2 separate regions of the Mus musculus genome follow, and region 2 is linked to region 1. Evidence: chromatin contacts called from ENCODE Hi-C data. All regions are on one chromosome and are shown on one strand. Each heading gives the region's core, a stretch centred on a gene start or an enhancer-like site at or near the end of the contact. The rest is flanking DNA. Distances are from core to core; before and after follow the strand shown.

Region 1 (7,312 bases), core at 2,383-4,882:
GTCTACTCTCTGCACCTGGCCACACAACCACACTGTCTACCTCGTCAGTCACGGGAACATTTCCTGTACCCGTAAGAACGCCAGGTTTTTCCCACTAGGGCTCTCCTGTGCAGCCTGCTTGACCATGCCTCCTCCCATCACTGCTTCATCTAGCTTTCTTTTTCTCACCGTTTCAGAGCCCCTTCCCCCTCAATGAAACCTTCCTATTCTCATTTCTCTCCCCCTCCACTCCAAATGCTGGACAGTCACTCCCTACAAACTCTGGTTGCTCTGAGTACAACTTTCTAACAACCAAAACCAAAATCATTGAATCCCTGAATCATTAGCCCATCCACACAGGAGGCTCTACATGAGCAGTCTGAACAGTAGATTATTTGTTGTTAACTAATAACAGTTATAAAATAATGTCATTATAAAATGTTCCTTTTGATAGAAACATTCTGGTGTACTCTTTAAAATATTTATCAAACTGTACCTAGATTTTCAGAAACATAAAACACTTAAAGCAAAGTCAGAATTCAAACATTCCAATTATAAGTGATAATAACCTAAGTCTCCCTGACAACTGGCTGAAGTTGTGAACTATATCAAGGACTCGCACGTATTATCTCATTCAGTACAGCCCATAAAGTAGATGTCGCTGTCATACAGAGGAAACAATTTGAGCTGATTAAAAACTGGCTCAAAAAACAAAACAAAACAAAAAACTCACAAATTTTAGTCAGTGTAAAATGACTAACAACTGAACTAAAACACCAAGGTACTACACTAACTATGCATTCAGAAAGAAACATTATCCCAACGAGTATCTCTTAAACACTAGTAACAAGAATTAATGCCCTCCATTTGCAAGGCTCCCCAACCCTGTCCCTAGCATGCACACAACACACACACACATAACACAATTTTTACCTTCTAAGATACTACACACAAAATAAGTATGATCTTAGTTACAAATAATTCTATAAGACTATCTTTCTGAATTACTTTTAATCAAGATCATATTTGCACATTAGTTTCTGTCATTTTAAACGTATTCCTTGCTCAAAGTAAAATTATTCCAAGCAGACTGTTTTCAGGTGAGAGGAAGCAACAACAAAGTGTAAACAAAGAGCAGCACAAACTGTTCCTGCCACAGCCAGCGTTAGCACTGCCTCCTTCACTGCTTCAACTCCCCACACAGGAGTTGATTCTCTGAGCTGGTAGGCAAGCAAATCCAACAGCACAGTGTCCTTTCCGTCACCCTGACTCTTCCTATCCCAAGCTGAAAATGCAGCTCAATAACCACCCCTTGGCCATTACAACTCTGTTCCCACTGCCAAACTCAGGAACCAGGGGTTCTGAGTAACAATAAATACACACATATTCCTGGGCTCTAATATATGTATATTCCTGGGCTATAAAGTTTAAGAACTGTTACTTATGAGACTTAAACGATTCTTTTGAATTTGTGCAGTACAATGAACATAAACACACTTTCATTTGAATGTATTTTAACTTCAACTAGTTGAGAACTTTTCTTAACTCTCTTAATATCAATTTTAAAGTAAAAATTTGCAAACTTCTACCCATATAAAATATAAAGGAAGCCACTTATCAGTACACGACAGCAGATCATAATAGCTAAATGACATTAATACATCACTGCTGTCAAAAAGCTCTGAACATTTTTTTCCCAAATGTTCATTGCATCATATATACATACCATGGGAAATAAGGTCCAGAAAAACAACGTTTCTTTTTCAGCAAATATTTCCCAGACCAAGTAAGGTTTTTCACAGTTACAAAGCAAGGGAAGTTTTAAAGAAAAACCTCTTAAAGTATGTAAGTTGAAAATATCAAATATCCCAAAGTATAGAAAAATGGTATGAAACTGTATTATTAGAAGTACTCCAATAAGGCCAAAAGTCAATGAACTAGCAAGCAAGTAATTATTAACTTCACAGACAAAGTGAGAACGCCCTCATTACAATAGTGTATTGTCCCAAATATTTAACTTAGGCTCACATTTGAACCTAGGCTTTTTCAAAATCCTCACACTAGGTTAAAACCACTACCCATTTTCTACAGGGGTTCTACCATTCGGGTGAAGTCTCATACATACTTCTCTTTCACACATTCAAGAATTAGCTTATGAGAGGAGAGAGGTGTTTGGAAAAAGCGAATTGTCTCCAAAGTCTCCTTTTAGGTAAAGATCTAGAAATGACTTAAAGGCTGGAAGCAGAGCTTCCATTTCATTTCATCTTGATTATACCCTGCCAAGGGCTCAATTCAGAATAACTGGCCAAATTATGGTTAGGGATATACACACCCCACCTTTTAACATTTAAAAAAAAAAAAAAAAATCAGAGCACAAGCCAGAGATTGGGACTTGGTGGCTGAGCAAAGTCTAGCAAGCTGTCAAGATTCAGTGACTTCACATGGTGGCAGAAAGGCAGAAACACGTTCTCAATACGCGCATGCTGACTCCCTGTATCTCCGCTCCCTGCTGTCCACAGCAGAAGAGTCTGACTGAACACTTCGTTCTGCCGGGAAAAACCAAGGAACCCTAGGAGTCCTTCCAGTCTATGTATGGTTCTACCCAGGCAGCTCTGAACCAACAACGTTCAACACCCTGATCATTCACAGGGGCAGGAGGGGGAGGGGGGAGAGACAAGAAAGCAGTGAACTGTACCTTGCTCTCCCAAAAGGAAGTACCATAATTTAAGTAACAAACGAACCTGTGTCTGTGTTCGTCGGGTCCATGGATCAGGAAGACGCCGGGGTTTTTAGCTCCTTTGCCGGCATCTACGTGAGGAATTAACACATCTTCTAAGCCCAGATCAAAGCGTTTGTGTTTTGAAGAGTCTGGAAGGAAGAAGAATGCCCCAAAACACAGGGTGATGAAGGCACTAAGGATGAGGAGAAGGATAAACTTCTCGGAGAGTCTCAAGGTAGCCCTGTGATGTGGGAAGGAGGGCGGCCCCAGGTTCAAAGGTGGTATCCTACGACCAGAGAGGGGCAGCAGCGCTGGGGTAGTCATCGTTTAGGCTCTTGGACGGAATACTTTATAAAGTTCTCATCTTATATCAAACGTACAACACATCGAACCGTTTCTCAAAACCTCGGCCAAAAAAAAAAAAAGAATAAACTCAATTTCCCTCCTCTCAAAGGATTGTTGTGCTTTTTTATTATTATTATTATTTACGAGGCCACCTCTTTCACGCTCTCCGATTACATCCAGAAGCCCGGGTGACCTCCCAAGCGATCGTTGGTTTCTGTCCCGTCAGATCTTCTCGCCATTTGGCTCTCGGTGCCTCACCGGATGATCGCGAGTCTCCTCTTCATTCCCGAGAGTGGATCGGGCGAGCCACACCGCAGAGAAGCTGCAAGGTGGGTTCTGCCATGCCCGCGCCCCGGCGCGATGCTCAGAGGCGGCTGCCCGCCCCGGGAGGCGCCCGGCGAAGACGACGAGTTGCAGTAGGTCGGTTCCACTCGGTCCCCTCCGGAGCCTCCTCCGCTCCACCGCTCCGCAGCCTCCGCGGCTTCCAAGCAGCGGCGCCGGGCGTAGCAGCGACGACCCTCAGCCGAGGCCGCGAGGGCGACGGCGTCCCGAACACTACAGCGCCCGCGCCGCCGCGCGCTCTGTCAGGAGCGGAACTTCCTCCTCAGCCGAGCGGCCGCCCCCACCCGGCTCCTCCTCCTTCTTCTCTTCCTCCTCCTCCTCCTCCTCCTCCTCCTCCTCAGCTAGCCCCGCCGCCCGCTTCTCGGCCGAGCCCAGCCGCGGCGGCCGAGCCCCTGCGCCTCGGTGGCGGCGTGCGAGGTAGCCGGGCCGCGGCCCTCAGACCGACAGCCCGGGGCCGGCGCCGGCTCATTCCTCGCACCGCCTGGGAGAGGCGGGCGGGAGGGAGGGCGGCCGGTCGCGCGCGAGCGAGCAGCCGCGCCTCCCGCGGCCGCAGGGCGGCTCCGGCAGGGCCCGGCCTCGGGTGGCTCGCACGCTCGCGCTGACTGCGGCGCGGGTCCGCGGCCCTGGGCTGGTCCCTGGCCTGTGGAGGCCGGAGGAGAACAGAGCGGCTGCGCGGCCGACACCGGTTGGGCCGAGCGGCTCGGCCGTGGGGGGCGCGGGCCCGGCTAGCCGCCCCGACTCGCGAGTGGGCGTCCCCGGGCGGCGGAGTGTGAGGTGCGCGCGCACGCTCCCGGCCGCCGCGCCCCTCCCCCGCCCGCCGGGCCGCTCGGGCCTGGCCGCTGCCGAGAGCCCGGAGCCCCCGGAAGCCCCGGCGGCCGGACGAGGAGGACCAGGCGCTTGGATCGCGAAAGTGGCGCTGGAATGTGGGGTTCCTGGGACTGACGGGTTACGGGGGCCAAGGCTGATGCCTCCCTCAGTTATCAGTGACTCGGGGCCGGGGTTCAACATCAAGGTCTCAAACTTCCACGCGTTCTTGGGCACGCGAGGCTGGTTGAAGAAGGAGGTGGCACCGGCCACGTGCCGGATTCGTGTTAAAATGGCAGCCCTGCGCTTTCTACTGGGTTCCTTTCTGAGGAATCGGACGACCTAGGTCAGACAGGAGATTCCTGGTGGTTCAGTCCCAAGACTATATATACACTCTATAGTCATCTTCACCACCACCACTACCATTCCCCCCGCAAAGATAACAAAGATGAATGAATGAGCAGGTGTTAAAACCCAAAAGGACAATATTGTTGAAGTTGAGGCTTGAAACAATCTGAGTCAATTCTGTTATCTGTAATATTGAGAAGAACCAGGTTGTGATAAAGTATAATATAGGCTTCTTAGCAATGCATATGTATTCTTGCATCTAGTTTGCATTTAGCTTTTTTTTTTTTTCTTAAATTTACCTTCTGTTCCTTGCACACATCCTAACTGGTAGCTGGCAATTGGAGAGGAGGCCCATAAATGGCAGGGGTGGGAAGTCAGCCTTAGAAATCAAGGAAAACTTCATGTCCCTTGGCAGGATTCAGAACTACATTCCACTAGGCATTTCTAGAAGCTCTGCAAACCCTACCTTCCTACCACAGGACAAAAGAAGTCATTGGTTTACAAAATAAAGCCAGCACAAGATGTAAACGTGTTCCCAAGGGCCACCGCTGGATCCAAAGTGAATGAGATTTGAGTGAGACACGTGAATGGATGTTAGAAACTGCGGAGTTCATACAGTGTGACTGTCTCATAGATCTCTAATGTTGAGAGCCCAACCAAAAGGAACACTGTGCTCCGACGGTTGAGGTCACTCATTTCCACGAGAAGATGGAAATAAAACACCAACCTCTGAACGAGACAGCAAGTTGTATAAACCTTGAGAAGTTATTATTACCTAGCTAACACTACAGTTAGCTGCAAGAAAAATTTACCAAAACCAAACATTCTACAAATGTGACATTGGAAGTTCCAGACTTATAGCTGATGAAGAGTCTTCTGTATGCCTTGTCCTCTTTCTTGTCCTTGCCTATTTTTCTCTGAGAGATTAAAGTGTTAATTTTACAGATTTTTGTAGATACTCAAATACAGCCAACTATTTTGTCACACTCCTACACTAGCCTCCAAACCATTACCAATTCTTGCTCCCTCCCCCTTTTGCCTCCTCCCCTCTCTACCTCTCCAACTCTCCCTCTGTCTTCTTCCCCTGACTCCCCTTTCCATTTTCTTTCACTTCTAAAAAGAAGGTGTTAAAAGAATGTTTTTTAAAAAACAAGCTGCAAATGTATTCATTATGGTTACAAGTATATAAGAATATGCATATAAATACAGTAAAGGGAAATATTTAGAAAAGATTATAACTCTTAAGACATTGGTATTATATATAATTTTCCCCATGTGTTCTGTTTGCATTGCATTTATAATTAATTAAATTAAAAATTTATAAAGAATGGTACTTGAGAAAGTGAAGGTCAAATTTCAGGAGGTGGATCCAGTCAGACCAGGTTGAACACAGACTGATCCCTCCATGTGAGGGCAATCCACAGAAAGCAGAGAAGGTGAACTGGGGTGGGGGTAGGGGGTAAGTATTCAACAAAGAGGAATTTCATTTCAGATGCCTAAAGAGAATATTTCATTTTCAAAGCTTAGTTAGGCTTTGATCAAAGATGTAGACAAGGTTCCAAAGTGGCAGATAAAACAGTAATTTCCCTTTTACAAATCTATTTAAGTTAATTCATATTTTACGAGATCAGAATTATTAAATGTTAACAAAATAAAATGTATCCTTCCAGGTTTCAAACTGATAGGACCATTCCCGGGATCCACTCAAGCACTGCAATATCAGAGCTCCTCGTGTGTATTAACTTCATATTGACTCTTCGTTGTTTACAGAACAAAACAAAACAGTTTTGACCTTGATCCAGGCTTCCTAGATGAAGTATCATCACCTAGCCCGATTTTAAGCAAAACTCAGGGATGGGGAGAAGCAGGGGGTAATGCAAAAAGACAAGCTGGGTTCTTATTTACTTACAGAACCTGTTCCTTCAGCATTTCAACTGGTTTCCAAGGTTTCCAAGAAAGATGTCAGCTGAGAAGTTACCAGGTGTTCCGAGAGTGAATGCCTAGAGAAATAACTAGGCTCCCGCCTTGCTCCTTCCACTCCTATTTGCATCTAGAAAGCATTTTCCTCGAAGATCAGGGATAATTTGTAGTTCGAAGCTATGAAATTTTTAGGTTAGTTGCATGAAAGTTAGCAAGCCCAAATAAGCCTAGGTAGATACTCTGGGCCTAAGGATGTACAGCTTGCTTGCTTCCTTATAGAAGATGAATTTGTTGAACTACTACTGGGGGATAAATCTACCAGTGACCTTGCAGTTGTGTAGAAGAATATATGTGTGTGTGTATATATAACACACATATGCAGGCAAACATCCACACACAAAATAATAGTTAAAAAAAAAAAACTCATTAGCTCAATGGGAAATCACAAGTTTCCCACTTAGGTGATGTATAAATGCAGACATGCCTAACCTTCCTCTGGCTAACTATCCTTTCCCTGATCTTAGTCTATGCATCTCGGTTAGGCTGCCTGGAGAGAAGTCAAGATGAAAGCACTGGACTTGGAAGTCAGCACATGCCCCGACTTGAGTGCTCAGATCTGCCAGCGAGTTAGGGTGCCCAAAAAATTGCATAGGAATTCATGTCCGTGTCACTATCCAGCAAGGCACTCGGCGACCTTGGCCCAGGCAGGCTCAGATATAGTTCACACACTCAACAGACCTTGATTCCTACCTTGTAATGCTGGTTCTGCAAGCACACAAAACCCAAGCATTTGTTTGCACTGAGAAGTCAAAGCCTGAATGTACTGATGTACAGTAGACATCAGAGCCAAAGTTT
Region 2 (7,312 bases), core at 540-3,039, 63 kb after region 1:
GATTTTGTTTTTTGTTTTGTTTTTTTTTTTTCCACTAACTTCCTGCCTGTGTCTCTGCTTGCTGGCGGGAGAGGGGGTTAGAGAAAACAAGTAAATACAAATCACTATACGCTTGTTTCCAAGCCCATAGACTGCACAGTACCCAGAGTGAACCATCGTCTGAGGGCTTTGCCTGGTGATGATGGAACTTAATAGACTCAAGTATCACACTGGAACAAATGTACCAGTCTGGTGTGGGTGTTGATACAGAAGAGGCTGAGCTTGGGGTTGGGGGTATATAGTAGTCCCTGCTTGAATCTCCAGGGGCTCTTCCCTGTGTGCCCTTCTTATCCAGCCTGTGCGTCACTTTATGTACAGCCCTTTCTCCTAGAGAATAGTAGAGACTCCTTTTCACCTCTCCTTTTGCTTCAGACCTGACTTCCATCTAGCAGGGACAGTGTGGGTCTTTCCTTCCCTCAGCCTCCACGATTTTCTCATCAACTAGAAACGATTACATTTATGGATCACTTGTATCCCAGTGCCAGGCATTGCAGAGCATGCTGATTGGCTGCTGTGTCCCCCCCCCCGCCCCCCCGCCCCCCCCCCAGCAGCCTAGTGCAGGGTTACTATCCCATCACATTTTCCAAATAAGAAAACAAAACCTTCCCCCCCCCCCCCCCTGCTGCAGTGTTGTGATCAAGGCCAGGACCTGTTCAGCAAGCACTTTTTATTTCTAGCCCAAGGGGGGAAAAAGCTGGAGGCAAAAATATAGTACCTGTAAAGCAACAGTGTGTGTCTCTGTCCCCTGAGAGCCTCTCCTCAGTTATTTGTAACGCGGCCTCTGGAGCTGGCTTCCCTAACTTTACTGATGCAGATTATTCCAGATATTTTCTCTTTCTTTTCTTTCTGGCTTTAAAGATGCTTGCCCCTCAACATTTCAAAATTTAAAATAATAAAGAAAAAAGTTTTGCCTGTGTTTTAAGTAAAACTAGCATATATCACTCCTTTCATCCTTCTTTCTACCTAGGGCTCACCGTGTAGCCCAGCCCGGCCTCTGCCTCACACTCCTGCCTCAGCCTCCTGAGTGCTGAGATTACAGCCTATGCAACCTCAACCTGACTTGATTCTTAAAAAGTTATTAGCTGCAGAACCAGGAGCAGTCCTGAGTGGCTTTGTCTTCCAGCTACACTTGAAATTGCTTGGTGTCCTTTGCCGTCTGGAAACCTCCTTTATTGCAATTAACTCGGAACCTTCTGCTCCAGCTCAGCGGGAGCTTTAACGGCTCGCTCACCGGAATGACGAACAGAAAAGGCTCATTTACAGATGGCTTTTAATAGCAGTCACAAAGGCCTGGGAGGCAGAGGAAAGATCTACTCTCTTTCTCTACTACCACTTAGTTCTAGGTGACTCTGGGGATCCATGGGGTTAAAAATTAACCTCTTGTCTCTAGCTTCCAGGAAGGCCCGAGGTACTTGTCTACGTTTTCAGATTACCTCCTGAAGAGGAAGGTTTCAAGGAGAAAAGAGACAGTATTTATCAATTGCTTAGTGGTTCCTATTGAAGTCAGAAACACACACACACACACACACACACACACACACACACGCACACACACGCACACACACATTTGCTGGTAGAAGGAGGGCAGGGACCTGAGAGCTGGCCTGTGCTCACCCAGCAGGATGTGGAAAAATTCAGCTGGCTTCTTTTTATAGTTTCAATCATCCCTGGTAATGAAGATTCTGCAATTAGAACTCAGCTGGCAGTTATGTTGGGGATGTGTGCAGCAGACTAGGATCCTGGGTCTGCAGGGGGCAGGCCTGTCTGTCAGGACGACATGAAGGCGCCCCTAGAACAAGGAGTGCGAAGTGAGGACAGAGCTATTTTTGCAGGCCACTTCTTAGCTGTCATCACACCTCAGATAAAGGTCCCGCTTGGGTATGACAACTTTTACATTTTTATTAAGCCACATCCATTTGCAACTATCTGTCAAGATGGAGAGGAATATTATTAACAGAAGGTTAATAAGTCTTTTATCGAGGCACCCCAAAACATGGAGTTTAGGATGATTTCACTGGGCATTGATTAAAATTTGCTTAGTCTGTGAAGACAGAATTTGTTGAAAGGTATTCTAAGAGGATTAGCCTAGTTAAGAAGGGAAAGTGTGGGTCAGTCAATGAGACAGCTCACTGAGTAAAGGCACTTGCTGCCAAGCTACCACAGGGACCCATGTGGTGGAAATAAAGAATTGACTTACCCAAGCCATCCTCTGATCTCCACAAGTTCTCTGCAACCCACTCCCAAAGAAATAGAAATTTAAACTAAGTTTTAGAGACGGTAAACTTTTAAAGTACTTAAGCAGAATGAAAGACTAATTTTTATTGAACACCTGCTATGTGCTAGGCCCTAGCTAAATCATTTGTATATTCCTTATCCACATCCTACTTAGCTTATTAGGTGGCACTTTTAGATGCTCTGTTTTATAGGTAAATGGTCACATTGCTAAGAAGTGGCAGGTCCCAACATTGAAGCCAGCCAACTGATTCAACTGTTCCTTCGCTGAAGTATGAGGCAATAAGCTGGTTTTAGCCAACTCATCTGCTTACAAAACAACTCTGGCATGGCGTCGCTGTTAGCAACCGGAGCTGTCAGCACTGATTTTTAAAGTATCTTTGCCGTAAAGGATGGAGACGCATTTATTTCTTGATGAATTATTAAGTGTCTTTCTTATGTTCCTGATTCCTTCTCTATTGGATTTAAAGCTCTTGCTAAACCTCCTACACTCTGACAACCAAAATTATATGATCGAAACAGAAAAGACATCTGCTCAAATTGACGTTTCCATCCTGGCAAACCTATCTCGAGCGCCACAGGCTGCCATTTGACTTCCATGTCTGAATGTTTCCTATCCTCCCCAGCTGTGAACTCCGGGTCGCAAGCAAGCTGCAGACCTCTAGGTATGGGCAGTAGAGACGGTTGGAAAACAGAAAGAACAAAAGTCAATGCTCTCGAATCTAACAATCTATGCTACACTTCTGAAAGGAGGGGGGTCACAGGGAGAAGCTCGCTCATGGAAATGTGAACTACCTCTTCTCTTATGAGAACTGTTGCTCTGCAAATGTTCAAGGTTCCAGAGAGTGATGCTGTGATGTTGCTGTCATAAACATGACCTTGCTGTTGGGGGGTGCTTGGAGCTGTTCTGTGGGACCTTGGAAGGTGATTGAGAGAAACACACGTGATGGAGGCCTGCCTTGTGACATTTGAGAATTACCTCAAAGACTCTACCATGTGATGTGTTTTCAGTTAGCAGTCTTGAAAGTGAGATATATTGCTGATTAGCTGGGGCTGAAACATCAGCTGTGATTAAAAGCCCAGTATCACTGAGGCAAAAATCTGAGCTGTGTTTCCCCAAGGCCAGCACTCAGAACCTGGCAGTCAAGGTTGTAGGTATATTGCAAGAACGTGGCAGATGTGCAAGCATCTCCCACATGGAACTGGTTTTAAATTCTCGAAGGAGTCATGAGAGCAGCTGAAGGTTCATGCTCTGTTCTGGGGTAGAGACCCTGAAGGCAGGCCAGGTGCGGCCATTGGTGGAAGGAAGTGCAACCTCAGCTGCAGGGAGGCCTGCAGGATATTAGAGATGCCACAACCATGCGGTATCTGCCAAGGACAGCTGTGGTGAGGGTTTGAGCCTACAAGACATGCTGTAGGTGACAAGGATGGCAGAGCCACCAAGGTGGGACTTCTCAATCTCTTTTGGTCCCAGAGGATCATGAATAAGTCTCAGACATTGAACACTGAGGTATTTTGGGTTGTTTCCTGACAAAGTCTCACTATATAACCCTGGCTGTCCTGGAACTCACTACGTAGACTAGACGGGCCTCAAACTCATAGAGATAGATCCACCTGCCTCTGCCTCCCCAGTGCTAAGATTAAAAGCATATGCCACTGTGACCAACCCTCGACACTGAGCTTTATACACTGTGGACTTTGTTTTTGCTTACGTGTGATTTCTTCTATGCCCTGGTGATTGATATATATATATGTGTGTGTGTGTGTGTGTGTGTGTGTGTGTGTGTATACATATATATATATATATATATATATATATATATATATGAATGAATGAATGAAATTTGTTAGAATGACTTACAGACTGTGGTCCAGCTAATCTAACAATGGCTGACCATGAATAGCTAAGAAAATCCAGGCTGCTCAATCCATGAGGCTATATGTCTCAGCTGCTCTTTAGTATATGCTAGAATCCCAAAGACATAGGCTCCAATGTCAGTGAAGGAATAGATGTGCTAGCAAGGTGAGGGAAAGCAGGCAAAGAACAAAACTGCCTTCTCCATTGTCCTTATATGAGTTCCCAGCAGAGGGTGTGACCCAGATTAAAAGAGTGGGTCCTTCCCCTGCCTCAAGATCTGTGTCAAATTCTTCCTAACTCAAAGATTCAGATTAGAAGTAGGTCTTCCAACTTTATATTAAGGAGCAACAACAAAATTCCTCACAGGGGTGCCTGCCATTATTGGGCTTTCATTCTAGACACAGAGTGACAATCAAGAATAGGCATCGCACCTGGCCTGTTGAAGTTAAGTATGGTACTTGGTTTTGATGTCCATAGGAGATCACAGTTAAGAGCACTGAGGTTTTTAAAGCATTGGGATTTTTAAAGATTTGGGGGATCTTTGAAACTGGTTATACTATGAAATAAACATGAAACTTAGAGGACAAGGTTATGGTTTTTAAGGTTCTTTAAAAAGATGTATTTATTCATTTATGTACAAGTGTGTATGTCTGAATGTTATGGTTTTGAAAGTGAAATGTTTGTATGTCAAGTAGACAAGAGATGACTTGGGGTGGTTGCTTTTAACGTCAATTTGCTACAAATGAGAGTCCCCTGAGTATGGAGCCTCACTGGAAGAATTGTCCTGATTTCATTAATTGATGTGGGAAGAGCCACACTGATTGTGGGCAGCACTGACTGATCACAGCCCAGATAAAAAGAGCCTGGCAGAAGGGAGACTGTTGCCTCTAGCCCACTCAGCTTTCCCCCCAGCTCCAGAGTGGATTTACCCTGTTGGCTGCTGCAGTTTCCTCCGCTGATGTCAGAGCCAGCATTTTCAGCTTCCTCCATGCACTGAGGACAAGCAGCTTTCCAGCAACCTTTCAGGTTTTTGGCACCAGACTGGCACTGCCTAGCTATTCAGCTTTGTGGGCTGAATAAACTACCAGGCTATCAGCCTTCCCCAGGTGAGACTGCCACTCTGAGACTGCTCTGATTTCTGAGGTACCCAGTCTCGAGGACTGATCGACTACAGGATTCTAATATTGAAGAACCCCATTCTCAGGGCTGATGACACAGCTGTAAAGTGCTTCCCTGGCATGGGCAGAACCTTGGGCTCAATCCTCAGCTCGGCAATAAAATGAGATAGACCAGAGCTAGAGCGATGGCTCAGCAGTTAAAAGCAAGCACTTGCAGAGGGCTGGGAGTTAAGATTCCAGCTCAACAGTGGCTAACTCTAACTCCAGGAGATCTGAAGCCTCTGACCTCTGCAGGTACCGAAGAGGTACATTCACACGTATCCCCTCATTGGGTACCTTGTATAAGTCTCTCTGTGTCTCTGTCTCTGTCTCTGTCTCTCTCTCACACACACACACATACACACACTATTTTACAGATAAGAATACAGTGTAAAATAGCTTTAGTCTGAGTTTTGGGTTTTGCAGAAAAGTGAGTGTTAAAACAGAAAGAGAGGGCTGTAGAGATGGCTCAGTGGTTAAGCACACTGACTACTCTTCTAGAGGTCCTGAGTTCAATTCCCAGCAACAACATGGTGGCTCACAACCATCTGTAATGGGGTCTGATGCCCTCTTCTGGTGTGTCTGAAGACAGTTACAGTATAAATAAAATACTTAAATCTAAAAAACAAACAAACAAGCCAAGAGAAACCAACCTAAGTATGTTTCCAAATGTAATTACCTCAGCCCCCATCAAACAGATCATTAAGAACAAATCTTCCTTCTCCCATTGTTTTAGCCCTGGATGGAGTCTCCCTAGCATGTGCCAGTCTTACTATATTCAGTAGATAGGAAACACAGACTACAAGCCAATTTTCATTCAAGTAAGTCTGTGGAGGAAGAAATCTATATTAACAGGAACCACCAACTAGATTCCAAGGACAGCTATCCCAAGCCATCTTTCATGATCATCTGCTGTTTTGAATGCTGAGTGCCAGTGCTCACTGCCATGTGTGTGGGCAACTGAGAACTGCCTGTCCACAGTCAACGCATGATCAATATTGGCATGTGCAATATGTAGAAGTTGGGGCAACATGAATATGTCTGCTGGCTTCACAGACATATCTAATAACTGTGGAGAACTTGCCTGAGTTTCAGGCCAGGGCAGTGACTGGTCTGGAATCTGACCCATGATAGGGAGTCAGTTGTGAGGGTTCCTCCCGAGAAGTCTGGAGAAGTTCAAGGCACAGCCTGCACAGCTATGGGAAGTGTCCTTGGGGTCAAAGTTTAGAGCCTGGGAAGATCCTCTGAGAGCTCATATGGGGACTTGGGGGAAATGTTATGGAAACAAACTTTAGAACATCATGTACTATCATTAATAATGCATAGGAAGGAATATGTCTTAGCTAGGGCTTCTATTATTGTGATGAAACACCATGACCAAAAGCAAGCTGGAGGGAAAAGCGTTTATTTAGCTTACATTTCCACATTGTAGTCCATAACTTAAGGAAGTCAGGACTGGAACTCAAGCAGAGCAGAAATGTGGAGGCAGAAACTGATGGAGAGGCCGTGGATTCTGCTACTAGCTTGCTCATCATGACTTGCTCAGCCTGGTTTTTTTTTTTTTTTTTTTTTTTTTTTTTAACAGAACCCAGGACCACCAGCCCAGGGACTGCAACACCCACGATAGACTGGGTCCTTTATTATCAATCACTAATTTAAAAAAAAAATGCCTACATGTTTGCCTACAGTGGGATGTTACAGAGTCATTTTCACAGTTGGGGCTCCCTCCTCTCTGATGATTTCAGCTTGTATCAAGTTGATACAAAACTATCCAGCACAGAATAACAAGTAACAACACCTTATTCCCAAAAGCAATCACTGTTGAATAAGCTAGATTGAAAGTATAGCATAACATTTATATACAACATTTATATCAATAGAAAATATAGAGCCTGGTGTGGTGGCGCACACCTTTAATCCCAGCACTCTGGAGGCAGAGGCAGGCAGATTTCTGAGTTCGAGGCCAGCTTGGTCTACAAAGTGAGTTCCAGGACAGCCAGGACTATACAGAGAAACCCTGTCTCGG

Evidence for each region. A loop is a pair of places that touch in the nucleus more often than their neighbours do.
Region 2: a loop to region 1 is called in a map of heart, with 13 times the contacts of the local background. The contact joins the enhancer-like site here to the promoter of Man1a2 in region 1. A Hi-C loop is called at or near these places in 4 of 37 maps with a recorded cell type or tissue (all heart).

Annotation. Positions count from the first base shown.
Region 1 is chr3:100,681,841-100,689,152 of GRCm38, forward strand. Man1a2 (mannosidase, alpha, class 1A, member 2) reads right to left here and starts at 3,633. Exons shown (of 13, transcript NM_010763.2): 1 at 2,721-3,633. The coding sequence starts at 3,022.
Region 2 is chr3:100,746,347-100,753,658 of GRCm38, forward strand. No RefSeq gene overlaps it. Among named protein-coding and RNA genes, the nearest start is that of Gm43464, 58 kb to the left of the region's middle. Within about 2 kb of position 1,790, at least 1 of the 3 ENCODE cell types and tissues checked has a DNase peak (open chromatin) inside an H3K27ac peak, as active enhancers do; it is heart, where a contact is called at or near this core.